2 separate regions of the Homo sapiens genome follow, and region 2 is linked to region 1. Evidence: chromatin loops called from intact Hi-C (ENCODE). Cell type or tissue: HCT116. All regions are shown on one strand. Each heading gives the region's core, and the rest is flanking DNA. Links, peaks and the distances in the headings are about the cores only.

The links. A loop is a pair of places that touch in the nucleus more often than their neighbours do. Peaks named below come from ENCODE experiments on the same cell type or tissue, not always from the same donor. Only the 100,000 strongest peaks of a DNase experiment are listed, where the experiment ranks them.
Region 2: it touches region 1 in a loop (2.7-fold over the local background); 97 of 110 quality-filtered maps call a loop at or near these places.

Annotation. Positions count from the first base shown.
Region 1 is chr9:98,032,555-98,036,952 of GRCh38, reverse strand. It overlaps a transcript of TRIM14 not described here. Among named protein-coding and RNA genes, the nearest start is that of NANS, 22 kb to the left of the region's middle. RefSeq lists enhancers at 779-918, 999-1,068, 247-1,446, 2,039-2,148. In HCT116, for the core only: a CTCF peak has its summit at 2,044 (motif pointing right); a DNase peak (open chromatin) is centred at 2,032; H3K4me3 peaks cover 292 bases; H3K27ac peaks cover 262 bases.
Region 2 is chr9:97,935,043-97,939,440 of GRCh38, reverse strand. It overlaps HEMGN (hemogen), which reads left to right and starts at 1,269. Exons shown (of 4, transcript NM_197978.3): 1 at 1,269-1,383; 2 at 3,177-3,270. The coding sequence starts at 1,305. In HCT116, for the core only: no CTCF peak of the experiment used is centred there; no DNase peak of the experiment used is centred there; H3K27me3 peaks cover 1,280 bases.

The DNA of each region.
Region 1 (4,398 bases), core at 311-4,310:
TGACAAGTCAGGTCAGGCCTCTGCCTGAGGTTGCCTGGAGCCTTGCATTGTCACTGTGTCCTACGGGGCCAGGGGATCAGGGCATGGACTCTCTCCTACTCTATCCCCAGCACCAAGCACAGGACTTTTTGTTTTGTTTTGTTTTTTTGAGACCGAGTTTCACTCTTGTTGCCCAGGCTGGAATGCAATGGTGCGATCTGGGCTCACCGTAAGCTCTGCCTCCCGGGTTCAAGCAATTCTCCTGCCTCAGCCTCCTGAGTAGCTGGGATTACAGGCATGAGCCCCCAATCCCCCTGGCTAATACTGTATTTTCAGTAGAGATGGGGTTTCTCCATGTTGGTTAGGCTGGTTTTGAACTCCTAACCTCAGGTGATCCACCCATCTGAACCTCCCAAAGTGCTGGGATTACAGATGTGAGCCACCTTGCCTAGCATTTTTTTTTTTTTTTTTTTCAGATGGAGTCTCACTCTGTCACCCAGGTTGGAGTGTAGTGGCATGATCTTGGCTCACTGCAACCTCTGCCTCCCAGATTCCTGCGATTCTCCTGCTTCAGCTTCCCAAGTAGTTGGGAGTATAGGCACATGCCACCAGGCCTGGCTAATTTTCGTATTTTTAGTAGAGATGGGTTTTCACCATGTTGGCCAGGCTGGTCTCAAAATCTTGACCTCAGGTGATCTGCCTGCCTCGGCCTCCCAAAGTGCTGGCATTACAAGGACTTCTTTTTTTCTTTTTCTTTTTCTTTTTTTCTGTTTTTTTGAGACAGAGTCTCACTCTGTTGCCCAGGCTGGAATGCAATGGCACGATCTCTGCTCACTGCAACCTCCGCTTCCTGGGTCCAAGCGATTCTCCTGCCTCAGCTGGGATTACAGGCACATGCCACCACGCCTGGCTAATTTTTGTATTTTTAGTAGAGATGGGGTTTCACCATGTTGGTCAGGCTGGTCTCGAATTCCTGACCTCGTAATCCACCCACCTCGGCCTCCCAAAGTGCTGGGATTACAGCCGTGAGCCACCACACCCGGCCTACAAGGACTTCTTAATACCTAGTAGATGCCAATAAATATTTTCTGAATGAGCAAGTGCAGAAGAGAAAATATGACAGCGATGACTGAGGCGTAACTGACTTCATCTGTTCTCAGGCCACATTCTGCCCCTTGGGTGAACCTGACTGTTCCCTGAGTCGTCGCTGAAGTCAGCTTTCTGGCCAGTTCCTCAGAGGAAGAAGTGAAGCATGGAGCCACCCAAGCTGCCCAACCCCAGCTGCTGAGGGCCTGCCTCAGGTCCCATGGCCAAAGAACCTGCTTCTTCCAAGGCTGTCAGTTGTCCCATTTTCGGCACCCTTGCTGATCACACCCTCGCTGGTCACACCACCTACTTTCTGCTTCCCCAACCTTGGTTCTCATCCCTGTAACATAAGCATCATTTTTATGCTGACCCTGAGAGAGCAAACCCCCCATCACACTCTGGAGGGTGTGGGGGGTGAAAGTCAACACCTTCAGTCTCTGGTGGAGGCTTGTGACCTCTGACATCCCTCATTTGCCTCCGTTTTCCAGTGCACCCCACTGCTGCATCCACCAAAGCAGTTTCGAGTGCCTGCTTGCGTGCCTGGTACCACAGCAGGTGCTGGGGATAGAATGCGGAACAAAAGAGGCCTCCACGGTCCTTTTCCTGCAAACTGTAGTTTACAATAAAAGTAAACTATATTCACGTATAACTATATGGTCTTGAATTATGATGAGGGCAGTGAAGAAACTAATTGAGTGCCGCGTGAGAAATGAGGAAAGGGACCTTCTTTAGATGGGTGGCCAAGAGGAGTCTTTCTGATGAGTTGATGTTTTGGCTGAGACCCCCACCCCAAATGTCTTCCAAATGATAATAATCTCTTCCCTCACTGGGTCCCTATGGGGTCCTGGAACACTACAGTGTCCTGAGAAGTGCACAGGGTTTTGGATAATTCAGGCCGGGGTTCACCTCCCAGCTCTGTCCTTTCACGCAGAGGAACTTCTCAACGTCCTCCCCTGTGAAATGGAGACAGCCACCACCAGAGGGCAGTAGTGAGGACTACGTGAGAAGAGGTGTGTAAGGCCCCGTTGGCTCAGACCTGCCGAAACACTCAGGGAGGGGTCTCATTCCTGAGCCCCTGCTCCCATGCCTGTTTCCACCGCCCGCAACCTGCGGGGACCTTCCCACCCTCAGACCTCATCTTGACAGTTTATCCCTGTCACTGGCCTCATCCCTAGTTTGGCTGGTCCTGCCCCTCCCCGTACCCAGTTAGGACAGTTGGTCTGACGTGTCTCCACCTTCTCATCTCACCCTTAACTTCAAAGGGTCCCCAAAGCTTTCACAACTCTCACGCTTCTCCCTCACTGTCATTGGGAATCTCCTCCATTCTAGGGCTTCAAAATTTCCCCAGGTGCAGTGGCAGGAGGATCACCTGAGGTCAGGAGTTCGAGACCAGCCTGGCCAACATGGTGAAACCCCGTCTCTACTAAAAATACAAAAATTAGCTGGGTGTGGTGGTGGGCGCCTGTAGTCTCAGCTACTTGGGAGGCTGAGGCAGGAGAATCGCTTGAACCTGGGCGGTGGATATTGCAGTGAGCCAAGATCGTGCCATTGCACTCCAGCTTGGGCAACAGAGTAAGACCCTGTCTCGAAAAAAAACAAAAACAAAACAAAAAAAATCCGTATCTTCATGGGAGACCTTTCTCACCACACTGCTTCCTCATGGTCATCTCTGAAAACAACCCCAGGAACCAGAGCGCCCCATAGTAACTTGGGCTCCGCCGTGTGATACTGTCCCCGGAAGCTGACCAACCTGATGCAGACATGTGATAGAAGATCATCTCTGGGTCAATAAGCACATGAAAAGATGCTCAACATAGTTAACTATCAGGAAATGCAAACCAAACCCATGGTGAGATACCACTTCGCACTTGCTAGGATATTTAAAATTGGAAAGATAAATAATAACAAGGATGTGGATTTTTTTTTTTTTTTTTGAGACAGGGTCTCACTCTGTCACCCAAGCTGGAATGCAGTGGCACCTGCAGCCTTGAACTCCCAGGCTCAGTGATCCTCCCACCTCAGCCTCCTGAGTAGCTGGGGACCACAAATGTGTGCCACCCTGCCCAGATAATGTTTTTTGGTAGAGATGGGGTTTTGCCATGTTACCCAGGCTAGTCTCAAACTCCTGGGCTCAAGTCATCCTCCCACCTCAGCTTCCCAAAGTGCTGGGATTATAGGCATGAGACATTGTGCCCAGCCTTGATGTTTGGCTATCCTTCCAAAGCTCTATCAACCAGGTTCTCTTCTCTCACGATTCTCTCTGCTAATGATGACTCTGTAGCCCGGAAATCATGAGGAATGGCAAGTCCATAAACTTCTGCCAACTGAGTTGCCCAGAGCTGCCCAGTTTCAACTCTTTTGAGACCCTTCCTTGGATTTTCTGAATCACCCCATAACACCCCAATAAACCCATCATTTTGATTTGTATAGCCACACCCACTTCCCTCCAGCCCCACCCCCTCCCTAACCTCTGCCAACCACTAATATTTTCCATTTCTATAATTGTGTCATTTTAAGAGGGTTTTTAATAAACAGAACCATGCAGTTCTGTAACCTTTGGGGGCTGGCTTTTTTCCCTCAGCATGATTCCCTGGAGATTCATCCTGGTTGTTTTGTGTATGGGTAGTGTGTTCCTTTTTATTTATTTTTTATTTTATTTTAATTTTTTTGAGATGGAGTCTCACTCTGTTGCCTAGGCTGGCATGCAGTGGTGTGATCTCAATCACCACAACTTCTGTCTCCTGGGTTCAAGCGATTCTCCCGCCTCAGCCTCCTGAGTAGCTGAGATTACAGGCATGCACCACCATGCCCGGCTAATTTTTGTATTTTTAGTAGAGATGGGTTTCACCACGTTGGTCAGGCTGGTCTCGAACTCCTGACCTTAAGTGATCCACCCGCCTCAGCCTCCCAAAGTGCTGGGATTACAGGCGTGAGCCACTGTGCCTGGCACATGTTTCATTTTTATAAGAAACTGCCAAACTGTTTTCCAGAGTGGCTGTATGATTTTACATTCTCACCAGACATATATAATTGATCAGTTTCTCTGCATTCTCACTAGCATTTGGTGTTGTCCTTATTTTTCATTTTTTCCATTCTGAGAGGAGTGCAGTGATATCTCATTGTGATTTTAATTTGCATTTCCCAAATGGCTAATAATAATGTTGAACATCTTTTCATGTGCTTATTTGCCTTCTGTATATCCTCTTCAGTGAAATCTCTTCATGTCTTTTGCCCATTTTCTAATTCTATTCTTGTTTTTTTGCTGTTGAGTTTTGAGAGTGCTTCATATTTCTAGTTACTAGTCCTTTTGTCAGGTATGTGGTTTGCAAATAT
Region 2 (4,398 bases), core at 240-4,239, 97 kb after region 1:
TCTTTCTTTATAAAGAATCCTCTTCAGATTCTCTCTTTAGTGCATTTAAACTATGACTTGCTTTACCAAAATCTGGTTACTGTATTTTTATTGGTAGCTAACATTTACTGACCAAGTTCAATATGCTAGGCACACATAAAATGCCTCATATGGATTACTGGACTTAATCATCCCAGTAACTTTCTGAGGTAGATACCAATATTGTCCCCATGTTATAGATAGGTAAATTGACTCCAAGGCTATCTAACCTGCCTCAGGTCACTGAATTAGGGAATGTCAACACTGGAATTCAAACTCACTTCAATTCAATCTGAATCCAGAACACATATATTAATCCTGCATCTCCCAGACTGGCTTCCTGTATCAGGAGGTGCTCAGGGTTTCTTCTTTAGTTGAACCATAGTAGTCTGTGGCTCCTTGTCTTCACAAATGGGGTTACTGCTTGGAGATAGGATGGTTCCTTTGATTATTTCAACTTAATTTCTGGGATATAATGTGGTGATATTTTCATTAAGAAGTAATTTTTCACCTTCCCCTATATGAGTAACAATGGATTTCACTAGTTATCTTGAGTCACTTGCGAATGATTTGGTGAGCCAAAAAGGGTACAAAATTGCTGTGAAATTCTAATTTGGTTCTTTATGTCTATTTCTTAACTAAGTCTAACAGCATACACAGCAAAACTGTACATTATTTTGCAACAGATTAAGGTGAAAAAAGCTACATACAGGAAACCATGTAAGATTAATATATATCACACTTTCTAGAAACTTTTATATCTATTATTTTCACTTTCACAAGAACCGTATGAAGTAGGCAAGACAGGAATTATTTACCCATTTTGCAAATGCAGAGAGTCATAGAAAAGGGAGGTGACTTGCCCTGGGCCACTGAGCTGGTTGGGGCCTAGATTGTGTTCTTTCTACACTAGGCTACCTCCATCTGTAAAAAGGAACATCGGATCCAGACACTTCCTGGCAGATAGAACCAAAAGAGTGCTGACTAGAGGCTGTGCCATGCCAGGCTGTGGTCAGAGAGTTTCCCTGTATAAATAGCAACCTATGCTAGGGGTTGCTAGCACCAGCCATTTCCCCTACTCACACCTGTGCAGTGTGATAAAGATAGTAGAATTAGCCTGCAGTTGTGGTCCAACCAGATAAAACTTTTAGGCGGGAAGTCAAGTGACAGGCAAACTTGTGTGTGTGGTTTTTTTTTTTAAGTGTTAGATGTTTTTGATATTTTAAAAAAGCATCTAGGCTGCTTGTGGAAGTCAGACCAAAATAGCAGGAAGGTATTGCAGCAAGATGGATTTGGGAAAGGACCAATCTCATTTGAAGCACCATCAGACACCTGACCCTCATCAAGAAGAGAACCATTCTCCAGGTAATGAAAAATACCTTAAGAGCTGGTGGCTGTTGAGAAGAATTCGGGGTATGATAATTTTCTCTTTTCAATGGATCTGGCCAAAAAAAAAAAAAAAGGAAATAAATGAAAGCTAATGAGACTAGTTCATCCAATAATTTCATTCGATGGCTGTGGTAAAACAAGTGGATTCATACATTTCTATGGCAGCACAAATTTGGTCTAACGTTTGGAAAGAGATCTGGCAATAAGTGGTGAGAGCTATAATACTGCTTATTCTTTTGACTCACTAATCTCAGTCCTTGGATCTATCCTAAAGCAACATTTCTCAAAATGTTTTGTGGAAACTTAGGCCTTGAGATACCTTAAGACATTGTTTTAAATTTTTTTTGCTACATGGATCTCTTTGGCATTCTGATGAACCCAGAGACTCCTTCTTTGAATAAAATTTTTAAAGGCATAAAATTAAATATATAAGACTAGAAAGGGAATAATTACATTAAGATACAAATATCAAAATAAAAAATTATTATATAGTAATATATATGATTATTTATAGATTACAATATCCAGTGGTGGGTCTAATAATAGTATCAAGTCAAATAAGTCATAGCCAGTAGGTGATATTTTAAGGTATCTGCAACAACTATAATGTGATAAAAAAATATGTGATTTCTTTATAGGGACCAAGTCATATGCTGAGGGGGAGGGAGAGCATCAGGAAGAATAGATAATAGATGCTGGGCTTAATACCTAGGTGATGGGATGATCTGCACAGCAAACCACCATGGCACATGTATACCTATGTAACAAACCTGCATATCCTGCACATGAACCCCTGAACTTAAAATAAAAGTTGAAAAAAAAGTCATATACTGCCAAAACTACTGTGGTTTGTTATCTACATTCATAATTGAAGGAACTGTCAATTTTAATTAGAGGTTGGTAAAAATAAAGATATAATTTTTCCTATTAAGAACCCTTATCCCAAGAACAAGAGGCACCATGGTTCAAGGGGCATGCTCTATTCTTTAGAGGTCCCAGTGTGGATTTGTATCACTTCACAGGCTCTAGGAAGCTCTGCATCAAAGACTCATCAATTTTTCTCAACCTTAGACAGCAGCAGAAACTTTTTTGATCAAACCCTTAATTTTCCAAAGAACTTGAAAAAACACCGTTCTAAGGAAAAAATACCAAAGAAAAGCTATATGCAATGAATATGCTTATTATAATTTGATATACAAGGCAAAGATAACTAGCAACAATCTAAATGCTCAATCCAAGAGGAATGATTGGGTAAATGAGAGTACATCAACTAGACTATGTATCACATTGTCATTAAAATTATCATTATGAAGACTACGTCATGGAAAATAGTTCTAATATAACGCTAGCTTAATAAAAAGATTAAAATTGTGGTATGCTATTCTTACAACTTTGTGTAATATAAAGACTGGATAGAAGTGAGGAATAAAATGAAAACAAGTTATCATGTTAAAGACAGCAAAATATGGCTACTTTTTTCATTATTTGTACAATATATAAAATTACTTTGAAGAAATTAATAGGTTGGTAGCACACTTATGTACAAATACTATGTAGGAGTAGGTCTCTGACCTTTTCATTCAAAAACATTTGCTGAATGTCTGCTTCCAGGCTTTCTCTGGAGATACAAGGATAAATGAGATGCAGTCCTTGTCCTCAAAAAGCTAGGAGAAAAACCTAGAACAGAGACTCTGCCACTTGGCTACAGGACTTTTGCTGATAGACACCACAGTTCATCACTTTTTCTAATCACTTTCATTTTATTACAGAAGTCATTGGAACCTGGAGTTTGAGAAACAGAGAACTACTTAGAAAAAGAAAAGCTGAAGTGCATGAAAAGGAAACATCACAATGGCTATTTGGGTATGGTAGCATCACAAGGGAAAGGGAACTAATATATTTATTGAGGATGTTATGCATAAAGTAGTGCTGTGCACTTTACACACTGTATTTTATCTTTCCAACAATCCTGTAAATCAGACATGGTTATCCCTATTTTACAGAAAAACAGAGACTAAGCCTCCAGTGAGTTACACCTCTTGCCTAAAGTCACACACACAGCTGGTAAAATGGTGGGAACAGAATTTTTTCCCTGGTCTCTTTTAATTAAAGCACTGAGCAACCGAATTATATTGTAGAGAAGCCTGGCGTTTAGCTCCTAGGTAATATAAACATAGAAGCATCCTGTTGGGAGTGGGAAACATCATTGAAGAAGCCTCCAAGATTGTTCGCCAAGCTTTCTATTAGCTAAATCTTTACTGAATGAGTGTGATTAACTCTCCATGGAATAAGCCAAAACATTCGCTGTAAATGAGTGACAAAGAGTTTAGATAACCTGTATGTTCACCTGTATGTAAATGCAGGAAGGGGGTACAATAACATGACTGTAAATTAGGCGACATCTAATTGCATCCATTTCAAATATGATTGTGGAAACTGGGGACTTGCTTGCTTGGAAGGGGAGCCCAAAGAGCCAAAAGTGCAGCATCCATCTAAGCCAAAGTGTCTCCACCTTGGCACTGCTGACACTGGGGGCAGGAGAACTTCCTGTTGTGTGGGGGGCTGGCTTGTGCACTGCAGATGTTTTGTAGCATTTTCTGGCCTCTAGATGCCAACAGCACCTTCCACCCCAGCTGTGACAACAAAATGTCTCCAAACATTGTCAAAAGTCTTCTGGGGTGGGGTTGGGGGAAGACAGGCAAAATCATCCCCAGTTGAGAACCACTAATTTAAGCAAAGCACTCTTCCTAAGAAAGGGCATTTTCCAATCCCCAAACCCCGCTGTGGACTGAGCACTGTCTGTTCTGCTACAACAGATGTTTCTATAACACCAAGTTCACATACGATTGATAAATAGGAGAATGATGTCAGTATAATGTGGGGGTTGTGTTGGTTCATGATTTTTTCCTAGTCAGAAGAAAGCAGAATAGTGGGAAGAGAATTAAAGCTTTCAGCTGGAAAGAAAAAGCCTTCAGCTTGGCTGTTGTATAA